Regions from separate parts of the Homo sapiens genome. Here region 1 is linked to region 2. The links are chromatin contacts, found by Hi-C in ENCODE. All regions are on one chromosome and are shown on one strand. The core of a region is the stretch at or near the end of the contact, and the rest is flanking DNA. Distances in the headings are between cores, read along the strand shown. Region 1 overlaps LOC105371114 (a long non-coding RNA gene). Region 2 holds the start of RPS15A (ribosomal protein S15a).

Region 1 (7,183 bases), core at 295-2,794, 590 kb before region 2:
CTCAAGCGATACACCTGCCTCGGCCTCCCAAAGTGCAGGTGTGAGCCACCATGCCAGGTGGGTATTTTCATTAAAAAAGGCAAAAGCCCTTGCTGATGGGAGCTGCATCAACTAAAACATGAATTCACCATAATTGGTGATTTTTGCCCCCTGAATCCTAGTCATAGTCCAAGTGAAATAGCAAGACACAAACAGGGGCATTGGCCAACAGCCTAGTTCTGAAGGAGATGGAGCAGATGTGGACACGTGGAGTCAGGCTTCCAGAAGTCATCAGGTGGATGTGTGAAGTCAGGCTTCCAAGGCAGCTCACGCGCATGGCTGTTGGCTGGGGGCCTCAGTTTCTCACCACACTGATATTCCCACAGGGTTGCTTCAGCGTCCTCACAACAGGATGGCTGACTTCCCCAAGAGAGCAGCTCAAGAGAGAGCAAGGAGAAAGACACAACATCTTTAATGATCTATGCTTGGAAGCTATATGTTGCCACTTTTGCAATATCCTACAGATCGCTTAGCTCCATCCAACATGGAAAGGGATCAGACACGGGCATCATTGCCAGATGATAATCCCTGATGGTCATCTTGGATGCTGGCCACCACAGTTACATTTGAGGTGAGTGTGGCAGGAGCAGAGCACATCTGGGGCAGATGTGGCAGGAATGAAGGATGGAAAAGGAGCTAAGGTTGTGAGTGTCTATTTAAGCCAAAGATGAGAGTTCTAGCTGGGAATAAACAGACATTACTAATATAAGAGTGTGACATTATCATGTTGGCATTTTATTTTTATTTTATTTTATTTTTGAGACAGGGTCTTGCTCTGTCATCCAGGCTGGAGTGCAGTGGCACAATCATAACTCACCGTAGCCTCAAACTCCTGGGCTCAAGTGATCCTCCATCTCAGCCTCCTGAGTAGCTGGGACTACAGGTGTGCACAACCATGCCCAGCAAAAAAAAAAAATTTTTAATCAGAGTCTTGCTCTGTTGCCCAGGCTGGAATGCAGTGGTGCAATCATCACTCACTGCAGTTTTGACCTCCCCAGGCTCATGTGATCCTCCCACCGCAGCCTCCCAAGCAGCTGAGACTACAGGTGTGTGCCACCATGACCAGCTAAGCTAATTTTTGTATATATATATATATACATATTTTGGTAGAGATGTGGTTTCACCATGCTACCCAGGCTGGTCTGGAACTCCTGGCCCTAATGCCTGCCTTGGCCTCCCAAAATGCTGGGATTACAAGCATGAGTCGCTGTGCCCAGCCTCATGTGCTCATTCTGAGGGAGATATTACAGGATTTGGTGATTGAATGAAGGAGGAGGAGGGAAAGGAAAATATTTCTGATGACAGTGAGGATTTTAACATGTTATGGTTTCAGAAGACACCATCACCCAGGGAGGCTTGAATATATCACCTGACTCAGTTACTGATATGCATCTCTCCTTCCTTAGCAAATGTGAAAACCTCAATTTTTTTTCTTGTTACCCTGCTCTTTCAGGCTGCTCTCCACCCCCAAATGTACTGCCAGCTGCTGTTTATTTAGGAAACGAAAGCTAATTTTAGTGTTAGCTTTAGCCAACCCTAATCTCGAAGCAAATCAGCTGCAAGTACAAGGGGCTTCAGAGTCAAACAGAAATACCTTTGGACTTACCTGCTGGACAAAGTTATCTCAATACTCCCCAGCACCGCTCTACTATGGATCTAAAAATAATGATTTTCCCTGCTGAATTTTGAAAATATCATGTTCACTGTATTTGCTTTATCCTCCACCTGGGATGCTCTTCCTTCAGTTCTCTGCTCAAATGTCATCGTATCAGTGACAGATGCTGAACTCCTTATGTAAACTAGCACCCCACTCCACCTTCTTGGGTGGAAAATCAACCACTTTGATTTTCTTCATAGCACCAATTGCCGTCTGACAAATGACATATTTACTTGGCAAGCAGTTTATTGTATCTCCTCACCCCTTTCATAGATTACAAGCCCCATGAGGGCAATGACCTGTGTATTTTGGTCACTGCTGTATCCCCAGAGGCCCCTGAAACAGTGGAATACCTCAATTTCTATTTGCATAATGTCATCCAGGGCTGGCCAAGGTGGAAGGCCTGGGATATGAAACCTTTAAACAAACTGCTGGTGGCAATGTTGCTTGAAATCAACTTTCTGAAAAGTAATTTGACTTGATACTCTCTTTAAAAAAAAATTAAGGTCAGGTGCAGTGGCTCATGCCTGTAATCCTAGCACTTTGGGAGGCCAAGGCAGGAGGATTACTTGAGCCCAGGAGTTCAAGACCAGCCTGGGCAACATAGTGGTACCCTGTCTCTACAATTTTTTTTTTAAATTAGCCCAATGTGGTGGCATTCGCCTGTGATCCCAGCTACTTAGGAAGCTGAGGCAGGTGGATCATTTGAACCTGGCAGGTCAAGGCTGCAGTGAGCCATGTTTGCACTATTGCACTCCAGCCTGGATGACAGAGAAAGACCCTGTCTCGATTTTAAAAATTTAATATTTTTAAACTTTTATTATCTTAAAAAAATTATATATATATGTATATATTTTGTGTGTGGAGACAGGGTCTCACTATGTTGCTCAGGCTGGCCTCAAACTCCTGGCCTCAAGTGATCCTCCCTCCTTGGCCTCCCAAAGTGCTGGGATTATAGGCATGAGCCACTGCACCTGGTCTTACTTTTAAATTTTTAATTAATTTATTTATTTTTAAGAGGTAGGGTTCTTGCTATGTTGCCCAGGCTGGATTTAGACTCCTGGGATCAAGAGATCTTTCTGCCTCGGCTTCCAGGGTAGCTGGGACTGTGGTGTGCAGCACTGCACCTGGCTGGTTCTATTTTTTTTTTTTTTTTTTTGAGACAGAGTCTGGCTCTGTTGCCCAGGCTGGAGAGCAGTGGCACAATCTAGGCTCACTGCAACCTCCATATCCCAGGCTCAAGCCATACTATCACCTTGGCCTTCCAAGTAGCTGGGACTACAGGTGCATGCCAGCTAATTTTTGTAATTTTTTTTTTTTTTTTTTTTGTAGAGATGGGGTTTAGCCATGTTGCCCAGGATCCTGGGCTCAAGCGATCTGCCCACCTGGGCCTCCCAAAGTGCTGGGATTGCAGGTATGAGCCACCACTCGCGGCCTTGATTCTCTTTCTATATGTTTATCCTAAGGATGGAATCAGCATTGTAGATAAATATTTAGAACAGAGGTTGGCAAACCTTTTCTGTAAATAGTCAGATTGTAAGTATTTGAGGCTTTGTGGGACATAAGGTTTCTGTTGCAACTACTCCACTTTGCCTTGAAAGCAACCATAGACGCTATGGGAATAAATGCACGTGGCTGTGTTCCAACAAAACAGGCAGCAAAGTGAATCTGGCCCACAAGCTGCAGTTTGCTGACTGAGATTTAGAACAAAATGCCGATTATAATGGCAAAGATTGTGAATGTCCTAATTATTCAACAACTGGGAGTTACTTAAATTATACAGCATCCACAAGATAAAAAAGAAGTTACAGCCATTAAAAATGGTATTTTCAAAGAAATTGTAATGAACTAGTGATGGGCTCAGAGCATAATTATGTCAATGAGAGTCAATTTAGCCATTAATTAAGACTCTGAACTCTGGAGTCAGAGAAATTGAAACTTCAAACTTGAGCACTTTCTAGCTGTTTGACCTTAAGCAAATTGTTTAACTTCTGGGAAACCTTTCCTTATTTAAGAAATGGAAACAGAAATATTATCTATCTTGTAAGGTTGTTGAAAGATAATGCATAGATCATATTGCTTAGCATACAATAAGTGCTTAACAAATCATTGTTTCCAAGTGGGGAATTAAAAATGGAATTATTTTTATAGGTTCGTGGATTTCAAAGCTGGAAGGAAACCTTGTAAGTCCCTCAAAATAGGTGCTCAGTAAATGTCTCCCAGTCTGTTTCTAAAAGGCAAGGGAAGGACTTTGATTGGTTCATTGAGTGTCACATGACCACACTCTGGCCCAATCATTGTGTCAGCAAGTTGAAGTACTATGGTTCCTCTCAGACTTGCTCTTCGACTTGTGCCTGCAACAGGCAGGGCAGCAGTACAAACTGGCCATGGAGCACAAGATTTCTTTTCGAGACAGGGTTTTGCCCTGTGGCCCAGGTTGGAGTGTAGTGGCACAGATTACAGTTCACAGTAATCTTGAACTCCTGGGCTCAAGGGATCCTCCCACCTCAGCCTCCTGAGTAGCTGAGATTACAGGTGCCTGCGCCCATGCCCTGCTCAATGTGTCTTTTCTATAAGCACCCACGTGCTTATAGACAATGACGGTGATGGCAGGTGAGTCCCTGCCTTGGTTAGTTTACCAGTCCCTGTCTGGTGGTCTTTTGGGAACTTTCCAGACTTTGGCACATAGCATGGTAGAGCATTTCCAAAATATATATCCTGGATCGCACTTCTTATCACGCTTTGTGCTCTGGGGTGCTGAGTGTCTGTTTCTTTCTGTCTTTGTTCCTTTCTTTCTTTCGTTCATTCATACACACACACACACACACACACACACACACACACACACACACACACACACAGGGCCTTTCTCTGTCACCTAGGCTGCAGTGCAGTGGTGCAATCACAGCTCACTGCAGCCTTGACCTCCTGGGCTCAAGCGGTCCTCCCACCTCGGCCTCCTGAGCAGCTGGGAGGCCTCCTGAGTAGCAGGGACTACAGGTGCACACCACCATGCCTGACTAATTTTTGTATTTTTTGTAGAGATAGTGTTTCATCATGTTGCCTAGGCTGGTCTCAAACTCCTGGGCTCAAGTGATCCACCTTCCAAACTGTTGGCATTACAGGGGTGAGCCACCACACCGGGCCCTGAGTGTTATGCTTACTGTTTTGACTCTTTTGAGCCCTTATAGTACAGTCCTGAGTTGCTCAACGATGAAGATCTGTTTCAAGACATGTGTCATTAGGCAAGGTCATCTCTGTGTGAACATCATAGCGTGTACTCACATAAACCTAGATGGTATAGCCTTCTACACACCTAGGCTATAGGTATAATGGTATAGCCTGTTGCTCCTGGGGTACAAACCTGTACAGCACGTTCCTGTACTGAAGATTTTAGGCAATTGTAAAACAACGGGAAGTATTTGTATATCTCAACATAGAGAAGTTACGGTAAAAATACAGCATTATAATCTTATGGGACCATCATTGTGTACGCAGCCTGTTGTTGGTGGAAACATTGTCGCAGTGCATGACTGTATACATGATGCAGTGATTACAGTGGTAGGGATTGAGTATCCTGGTATAAGGGGCTGTGCTTTTGAAAATCTGTTTTTTTCTCTCTTGCTTTCTTTTTTTTTTTTCTTTTGAGACAAGGTCTCACTCTGTTGCCCAGGCTGGAGTGCAGTGGAGTGATCTCAGCTCAGTGCAACCTCTGTCTTTTAGGCTCAAGCCGTCCTCCCACATCAGCCTCCCAAACAGTTGGGACTACTGGCGCATGCTACCATGCCCAGCTAAATTTTTTTTTTTTTTTTTTGGTAGAGACTGGGTCTCACTACATTGCCCAGGCTTGTCTTGAACTCCTGAGCTCAAGAGATCCGCCCACCTCAGCCTCTCAAAGTGCTGGGATTACAGGCATGAGCCACCGTGCCTGGCCTCTCTTGCTTTTTTCTCTCCCTCTTCTTCCATAAAACCCAATTCCCTGCCTTATAATCAATCTCCCCGTTTACTTTTCTCTCTCCCTCTTCCCTCTACAACTTTCTCCAGTTCCAACTGCCTTGCTAACCTGATGATTTCCATTCACTGGTTCTTGGTGCTCTGATATCTTTGCTTTGTTTGTAATTTTACTGTCAGTGCATTTAAAGTCTAATTCAACGTTCAAAGTTCCCTGTAACCCACCCCAAACCGATCTACGACATCCTTATCTGTGCATCAACAATCTTGTTGGGTGCTGACAGAAAATACAGATTTCCTGGGCCCCACAGTAGGCCTATGGACACAGATCTCTGGGAGTGGGGTTTTTGGTAAAAATTATTCTAACAAAATTCTTATGGGGATCTGATGAACAGACAGCTTGGGGATCTCTTGTCACGGCTGAATTTATTACACTCGTAAATTTACAGTTATTATATGTGAATGGATGTCCATCTTCTCTACCAAATCCTGAGTTTATGGACATAAGACTGTGTCCAACACATATTATTTGTTCAATATGTATTTATAGAAGAAATGAAAAATACCCCAAACAAGCATCACATGGTGATGAGGTTCCCATAATCCACCAGCAGGTGGTGGAAGAGGCTAGGCCACAGTCAATAACTGGACCTGTGTTCTCATTCCCCCTAAGATTGACAGCAGGGGTGGGTTTACATTTTTTTTAAAAGTCGTTTTTAATGAACAATCCCATAAGTTTATGGAATGATTTCTGTTTGCAGCACATGAAAAACCTTCTTGAAGATCCCTTTAAAAGTCATTAAAAATGGAAACATTAAATGGATTTCCCTAGAAGAGGAATGACTTTTCCTCCAACAATTCTATCAATTAAGCATTTTCAAAGAGTACTTGATATTTTCCAAATAAATATATGGTGCTACTTACTGCACCTTCCTGGGCCTTGGTTCTTGCTAGTTCCCACAGGCTCCTTCCAGGTATGAGGGGGCTCCTGGGGGAGGGGTCATAGAGTTGTTTCTTGATCCAGATGCTGGTTTTACAGGTGATAAATTGTGAAAACTTAGCAAGCTGTTTGCTTACAGGTGCATTTTTCTGTGTGTATGTTATACGTCAAAAAGGTTGGAAAAAAAAAAAAAGGCTGAGCATGGTGGCTCATGCCTGTAATTCCAGCACTTTGGGAGGCCAAGGTGGGAAGATGAACTGAACCCAGGAGTTCAAGACCAGCCTGGGAAACAAAGTGAGACCCTGTTTCTACAAAAAAAAAAAAAAAAGAAAGAAAAAGTTAGCTGGGCATGGTAGCATGCACCTGTAGGCCCAGCTACTCAGGTGGCTGAGCTGCGAGAATTGCTTGAGCCCAGGAGTTTGAGGCTGCAGTGAGCCGTGATTGTGCCACTGCACTCCAGACTGGGCAACAGAGCAAGACTCTGTCTCAAAAAAAAGAAAACGTTAATAAAAAGAAGCAAAATCAATAAAGACCCAATATTAGTTTCCTATCACTACCACAACAAATTGTCACAAATTTAGTGGCTGCAAACAACA
Region 2 (7,078 bases), core at 4,547-7,046:
CCTAGGGATAAATTTACAAAGAAGAATTTAGATTTGAGCTGTTTATTGCTGCCTTGTCATCAGATGTATGAAGCCCAGTTGGGGGTGTTATGTGTTAAATGCCAGTAGTTAGTATCTTACTAAGGAGTGTTCAAATACAGTTGTTCGGTGGGATTCTGGTAGGTATAGTGCAGCATTTACTAGGATCTAAAGAATATTTAGGAATAGCAAAATCAAATTTATACTGATTTCTTTATGGCCCATAGAAGTCATGAGTCTTTTACTACCATTAAATAAATGTGGCTTCAGAGCCAGAGATGATCCTTTCTTTATCACACGCACACACACACACACTCTCTCTCTCACACACATAGTTTATGTAAATACTTACTCCTGTGCTATAAAAGGTGTCTTAATGGTGGAAGGATTTTTTCACCTACATAAGATAATGGTGAAACATTGTTTTTATTTTTATTTTCTTTAGAAGATAGCTCTTAAATTGAACAGGGTGTCATGTTTTTGTCTACTGTAACGATTTGTTTATAGCAAAAGGCAAATTTCTTTTCTAGGACCACTGAACAACAGCAAAGATTCCATGAAATTTGCAGCAATCTAGTAAAAACTCGACGCAGAGCTGTGGGTTGGTGGAAACGCCTCTTCACACTAAAGGAAGAAAAACCTAAGATGGTACTTTTTTTGCTTTGACTTAAGTACAGTAAAATTTTAAGATTTGAGTCAATTCGCCTTTTTGTCTTAATAGCTATAATTTGAAAATTATTCATTGGTTAATTCCTAAGTACATTCATAAATGTTTACCTGTATTAATTAGACTGAATCATTTTAAAGTTAAAAATTACATTTTTGCATTTAATTTTTTATTCTAATAAAACAAAATTCTTCTGTTTCATTTTTCTTACTGAAATAATAGTAAAAGACATATACTTAGAAAGCATCTGTTTAGGCCGGGCACAGTGGCTAATGCCTATAATCCCAGCTACATGGAAGGCTGAGGATCACTTGAGCCCTGGAGGTCGAGGCTGCAGTGAGCTGTGTTTGCGCAGTGAGCTGTTTGCACCACTGCACTCCAGCCTTTGTGACAGAATGAGACTCTGTCTCAAAAAAAAAAAAAAAAAAGGAAAGCATCTGTTCATCTGTTCTCTTATCTGTAAGCTTCACGTCGTGAGGCTGTTCCGTGAAGTTATTAACTGAAAAGATCGTATAATTTATATCATAAAATATTTACATACAGAATTGCAGTAATTCTAGGAAGAAATGTATCCAAATTCTATAAAGTAGATCCAATGGAATAGGTTTTTAAATCTAAGAATTTTTAAAGAAAAGTGATAATAAAAGCTAAATTATTTCCCGAACTTTGAAACACATTCTTCTTTAATTGACAAATAAAAATTACATATATTTATGGTGTCACATGAAGTTTTGATATTAAATTCTTGTTTTCATTGCTAGTACTTCATGACCATGATCGTTTCCCTTGCTGCGGTTGCTTGGGTGGGACAACAAGTCCACAACCTGCTTCTCACCTACCTGATAGGTAAGTCTTTGAGGAAAAACTACAGGCACATCCTGGCCAGTGAAATTTAACTGTAACTTCGTCAGTAAACAGCTGAATACTTCCTAAGTTTTAGACACCGAAAAGGAACTGTGGGAATATGGAAAGATTATTATGGTCTCATAGAAAGTGAAAACAATGCAATAACCAAGGTAGAAAGTAATGTGCAAGAGGTAAAAATAAGCAATGATTATTTTCTGAGGTGGAAGAGGGGATGAGAGCAGAAGTTTCTGGGGATACATCCCAGTGGAAGTAATTGATTTCATGTTGCTTCCTCCCATTACTGAGTTTAATAATGTAGGAACCTGCCTTCTTTAAAATGTAATAACTGGCTGGTCACGGTGGCTCAGCCTGTAATCCCAGCACTTTGGGAGGCTGAGGCAGGTGGATCACTTGAGGCCGGGAGTTTGAGACCAGCCTAGCCAACATGGCGAAACCCTGTCTCTACTAAAAATACAAAAATTAGTTGGATGTGGTGGTACACACCTGTAGTCCCAGCTACCTAGGAGGCTGAGGCATGAGAATCACCTGAACCCAGGAGGTGGAGGTTACAGTGAGCTGAGATCACACCACTGCACTCACCACCCCCCCCACCCACCACCGCCATACACACGTAATAACCTCTGATCACCTGAGGTCAGGAGTTGGAGACCGCCTGGCCAACATTGCGAAATCACATGTGTACTAAAAATACAAAAATTAGCCAGGCGTGGCGGCAGGCACCTGTAATCCCAGCTACTCTACTTGGTAGGGTGAGGCAGGAGAATCGCTTGAACCTGGGAGGTGGAGGTTGCAGTGAACCGAGATTGTGCCATTGCACTCCAGCCTGGGCAAAAAGAGTGAGACTTGTCGCTGGGTGTGGTGGCTCACGCCCGTAATCCCAGCACTCTGGGAGGCTGAAGCAGGCGGATCACCTGAGATTGGGAGTTCGAGACCAGCCTGACTAACATGGAGAAACCCCATCTCTACTAAAAATACAAAATTAGTCAGGCGTAGTGGCGCATGCCTGTAATCCCAGCTACTTGGGTAGCTGAGGCAGGAGAATCGCTTGAACCTGGGAGGCGGAGGTTGCGGTGAGCCAAGATTGCGCCATTGCACTCCAGCCTGGGCAACAAAAGTGAAACTTTGTCTCAAAAAAAAAAAAAAAAAGTAATAACCTTTAGCAGGTTAATTGCTGCCTCCTTAATGTTGGGTTTTTTTTTATTTTAAGTGACTTCCTTACTATTGCTTCCTGGACTAAACCAACATGGAATCATTTTGAAGTACATTGGAATGGCCAAGAGGGAGATAAACAAACTTCTCAAACAAAAAGAAAAGAAAAACGAATGATTCATCTGCTTTAATCAGTGTGATTAATGCAGCACCCATTGCCCCGGGAACCGTTTCTGCTGTACTATCTGGATACTAAAATGTTACGGAAGTAGCTCTTTGTTCTCCCTCACTCTGCCCTTAGTTAATAGAAATTCAGACTCGCCAAGTAAGGCTTCGTGCATAGTGTCTTCATGTCGCGTATAGTTGAGCGCGTTCTTAGCAGTTGGCTTCATGGACAACTCATTAGTGTTTTGACTTTTCTTACCCAGCGTTAATTGAATTCTTGCTTTTAGACAACTTCCTTTTTGTAGTGGTGAACCTTGCCCTTTAGTACAGTTCAAGTGAATCTGGATAATTGTTCATCTTTGCTTTAGCTTAGATACCATGTAGTGGTCTGTGGCTACAGGAAGCTGGTTCTGTCTGCTTCCACAGTCTGCTTAAAAAACTGTCTGACTTCGTGAATATAGAGACCAAGTTTACCACTTCTGATGAAGAGACCAATTAAGATTCATTCCTCATTCTGTTTCTTTCCAGTGGGAGAAGAGTCCCCATGAAATAAGATGAAACTGATTCCATGCACTAGTACATGTAGGCTTCTCCCTTGTGCAAAGCTTAGCAATTTGTAGGAAACTTTGATCTTTTTGTCCAAGAAAAGGAATGTCTGACAGGCTTAAGCTTTCGTCCCCTTGCACTTAGACTCGAAGTTAGTAAATCCTTAAAGGCTTTTTAATAGCAGACTTCCAAAAGATTGCATTTAGGATTTCTAGCATGCTTTTAATTTCAGATTTTCAGCTGACATTAGCTATAGTATACAGTAGGTTAAGACTCATGTCTATGACTTTCACTCTAAGACTGGCAAAAGGACAGCAGTCTTCTATGTTTAGTCAATATTCATTTCAGTAGAAGATAATCTTATCTAATTTTTGAGACCAGAATAAGCCTTTTAAGGTAAACCTCAAAATTATCATTTTATGGTAATACTGACCATTTTAGTCCCCTAGGTTTGACATGGGAGATAGTGACTACACTGGTGTCTGACTTTTTTCCTAGAGATTTCTCCCTGAAAAATACAAGGGCTGTTGGTGAGAGCAGACTTGAGGTGATGATAGTTGGCCTCTGGTCTACAAAGATTTCATAACTCCTTGGAAAGCTTCTTATAATCATTCTTAACTTCTTGGTAGCTAGAAATTTAGAGTAGTTGAAATCTTTAGGAATGAACTTCTGAGGGCCAAAAAATGTGACTGACGGGAACAATTCTTAAACTGATTAACTAGCTGTAATATAGTTTTGTGAATTTATTGCACTGATGTTGTACCTTGTGGTATATCTGTCCCTATTAAATAAGTGTTGTTTTCTCCTCTTTAATATTGCTGTGAACAGTGGTGCCCATTGTAGCATATGTTTGATTTTTTTTTATTATTTCATAAGAAAACTACGTTAATTTTACCTTACTTTCATTGTAAATAAGCCTGTCTTCCTATCTGGATTTTTTGTGTGCATACATATTCTACTGATTAACTACTTTTGCAGTTTTAATCCTGTATTATTTCTTCTACTTTGTTTTGTGTAAAAGGGGAAAAAATAAAAAAAGCTGGAATCTTCATGTCTCACTTTCTTTATAACTTAGCCAATATAATATTTATGATTGGATTTATGAATCTGATTAATGAAGTACCCTGTGTGGTCCTTAGATGTCTATAAGGTACCCTACCTGTAATCCCACCACTTTGGGAGACCTGGGCAGGAGGTTCACTGGAGTCCATGAGTTTGAGGTTGCATTGAGCTGAGTGTACCCCTGCACTCTAGCCTGGGCAACAGAGCAGGACCCTGTCTAGGAAAAATTTTAAAAAAGAACAAAAATAAAAGGTTTAAGTTTTATTTAGCAAATATCCAGGTACCATGCTAGAGGGAAGAGGAAATGCAACGAATGAGCAGGGGCATTGACGTGTGAGAGAGGACGAAGCTGGAAGAACCGGCAGGGACAGAACTGGCTAAATGGTGCCTGTGTGGGCACCTCGTACCCCAGGGCCTTGCTAGCGTCTGGTACATGGGTGCTCAGTAAACAACTGTTGGGTGACTTTTGTCTGAACTTAACTTTTTAATTAAAAAAAAATTTTTAGCCGGGTGTGGTGGCTCACGCCTGTAATCCCAACACTTTGGGAGGCCGAGGTGGGCAGATCACTTGATGTCAGGGGTTTGAGACGAGCCTGGCCAACATGGTGAAACCCCGTCTCTACTAAAAATACAAAAATTAGCCGGGTGTGATGGCGGGCGCCTGTAATCCCAGGTACTCTGGAGGCTGGGGCAGGAGAACCGCTTGAACCCGGGAGGCGGAGGCTGCAGTGCGCCAAGATCGCGCCACTGGACTCCAGCCTGGGCGACAGAGCGAGACTCCTTATCAAAAGTAAACTAAAATAAAAATTAAGGCCCGCGCGGTGGCTCCCGCCTGTAATCCCAGCACTTTCGGAGGCCGAGGCGGGCGGATCGCAAGGTCAGGAGATCAAGAACATCTTCGCCAACTTGGGGAAACCTCGTCTCTACTAAAAATACAAAAATTAGCCGGGCGTGGTGGCGCATCTCTGTAGTTCCAGCTACTCAGGAGGCTGAGGCAGGAGAATCACTTGAACCCGGGAGGCGCAGGTTGCAGTGAGCCGAGATCACGCCACTGCACTCCAGTCTGGGCTACAAGAGCGAAACTGTCTCAAAAAAAAAAAAAAAATGTAGACGAACCTCCAACGAACGGCTCACCTTGCCTCTCCCAGGCCCCACCGGGGGAGGTCGATTCCATCGACTCTCAACTGCCAACCCCTGAGGAGGCTCCGCCTTTCCCTCACCCTCGTCCTTCTCCTAGGCGGTCCTTGTTTTTGCCGGGCCTTTGAAAGTCTCGCGATAGCTCTCCCGCTTCCCATAACTCCGTGCGCTCTCCCCTCCCGTCCTCTTTCCGCCATCTTTCCGCGCCGGTGAGTAGCACTCTCTGAGAGCTCCAATTTCATCCGTCTGCCATCGGCGCCATCCTGCAATCTAAGGTTCGGTCTCGGTGTCCTGCGAGGAGGCTGGTCCCCACCTTGGCCGAGGATCCTGGCCTTGCCGGTTCCTGGACAGGCATAGAGGAGAGCCATGGCTGGGCGCCCCAGACTGTGCACTCAGGGGATCCCGGTCCGTGGGGTGCAGGCCGCAGCGCGGGCGGGAGCCGGAGCCTTCGACTGCCCAGCTAGGCGGTAGCTCCGGTTCGGGCCGCAGCGTCTGGATCTCCCTTTAGTGCTGAGGCAGCGCCTTGGCCCCGGGCGGCGGGCAACATCGGGGCTGGTGGGCCGTGCAGCTTCTCACTGCTGCGGCCGCGCTGGGAGCTTGGGAGGCTGAGGCCACCCAGCAGGTAAAAGCTGCATCGTGCCGGGGTTGGCAGTTTGCTGGGTGCCAACTTGGATCTTCTGGGCCGCAGAGTTTTTCTTTAGACACTTTTGAACTTAAGGAATTTAAGTTCTACTCTTTACTATTGGCACTTTGGTCTTTCAAAACTTCAGTGTAGTGTGCGGTTCTTGCCCATTAGAAGAGAGTCCAGTCTGACAAGCATGTAAAATGTTTCTGTTTGCCACTGTGGCTCTTGCTGTTGGACGCAATTTTAAATGGCACGAAGATGGATGTTTAATAGTTAGATGTGTTCATTGTAGGTGAGAGTGAACTGATTTAAAGTACAATGTTAATAGTATGGAATCTGCTGATTTTCAGCAATTTGGAAAATGTTGCCGATGATACTCTGCTTCTGTTCTGAATCACTGATCGACTATACCCGATGTTTTCCTTCCGGTAGCTGGCAGTTTCTGCCAGTTCTCACGTTGTCTTGTGTCAAGTGGATTTTGTCCCACATTTTATTATCTCCAGACGTTGGTGTGTGGCACGATTCGAAGAAGAGTGGTTAGTGAATGAATGAGTTTCAAAATGTGCAGGCTGACGTCCCGATAACCTGTTTTCAACAACCGTAGTAAATAGGAATTTTCCTGGGTGGTGGGAAATGGAGAAGCAGCCTGCTTAGACTTGAGAAAACTTCGCCAAGGTGGGGCCAGAAAGGAAAGGATACTTCCGCAGTGTAATGGTTGGTGTCTGTTGATGTTGGCAATGCCAGTAAAACCTCCTGTTTTGTCTTCCTTGAACAGCCACAATGGTGCGCATGAATGTCCTGGCAGATGCTCTCAAGAGTATCAACAATGCCGAAAAGAGAGG

What was found. A loop is a pair of places that touch in the nucleus more often than their neighbours do. Pooled maps may share reads with other maps.
Region 1: a map of posterior cingulate gyrus shows a loop between it and region 2 (7-fold over the local background). The contact joins the enhancer-like site here to the promoter of RPS15A in region 2. A Hi-C loop is called at or near these places in 1 of 168 maps with a recorded cell type or tissue (posterior cingulate gyrus) and 2 of 50 pooled maps.

The regions. Positions count from the first base shown.
Region 1 is chr16:19,374,857-19,382,039 of GRCh38, reverse strand. The region is part of intron 1 of LOC105371114 (a long non-coding RNA gene); the gene reads left to right. Among named protein-coding and RNA genes, the nearest start is that of TMC5, 39 kb to the left of the region's middle. Within about 2 kb of position 1,544, at least 2 of the 41 ENCODE cell types and tissues checked have a DNase peak (open chromatin) inside an H3K27ac peak, as active enhancers do.
Region 2 is chr16:18,789,052-18,796,129 of GRCh38, reverse strand. RPS15A (ribosomal protein S15a) reads left to right here and starts at 5,796. Exons shown (of 5, transcript NM_001019.5): 1 at 5,796-5,886; 2 at 7,012-7,078. The coding sequence starts at 7,017. ARL6IP1 (ARL6 interacting reticulophagy regulator 1) reads left to right here. Exons shown (of 6, transcript NM_015161.3): 4 at 549-666; 5 at 1,447-1,531; 6 at 2,760-4,461. The coding sequence ends at 2,878. RefSeq lists enhancers at 5,559-6,188, 6,126-6,843.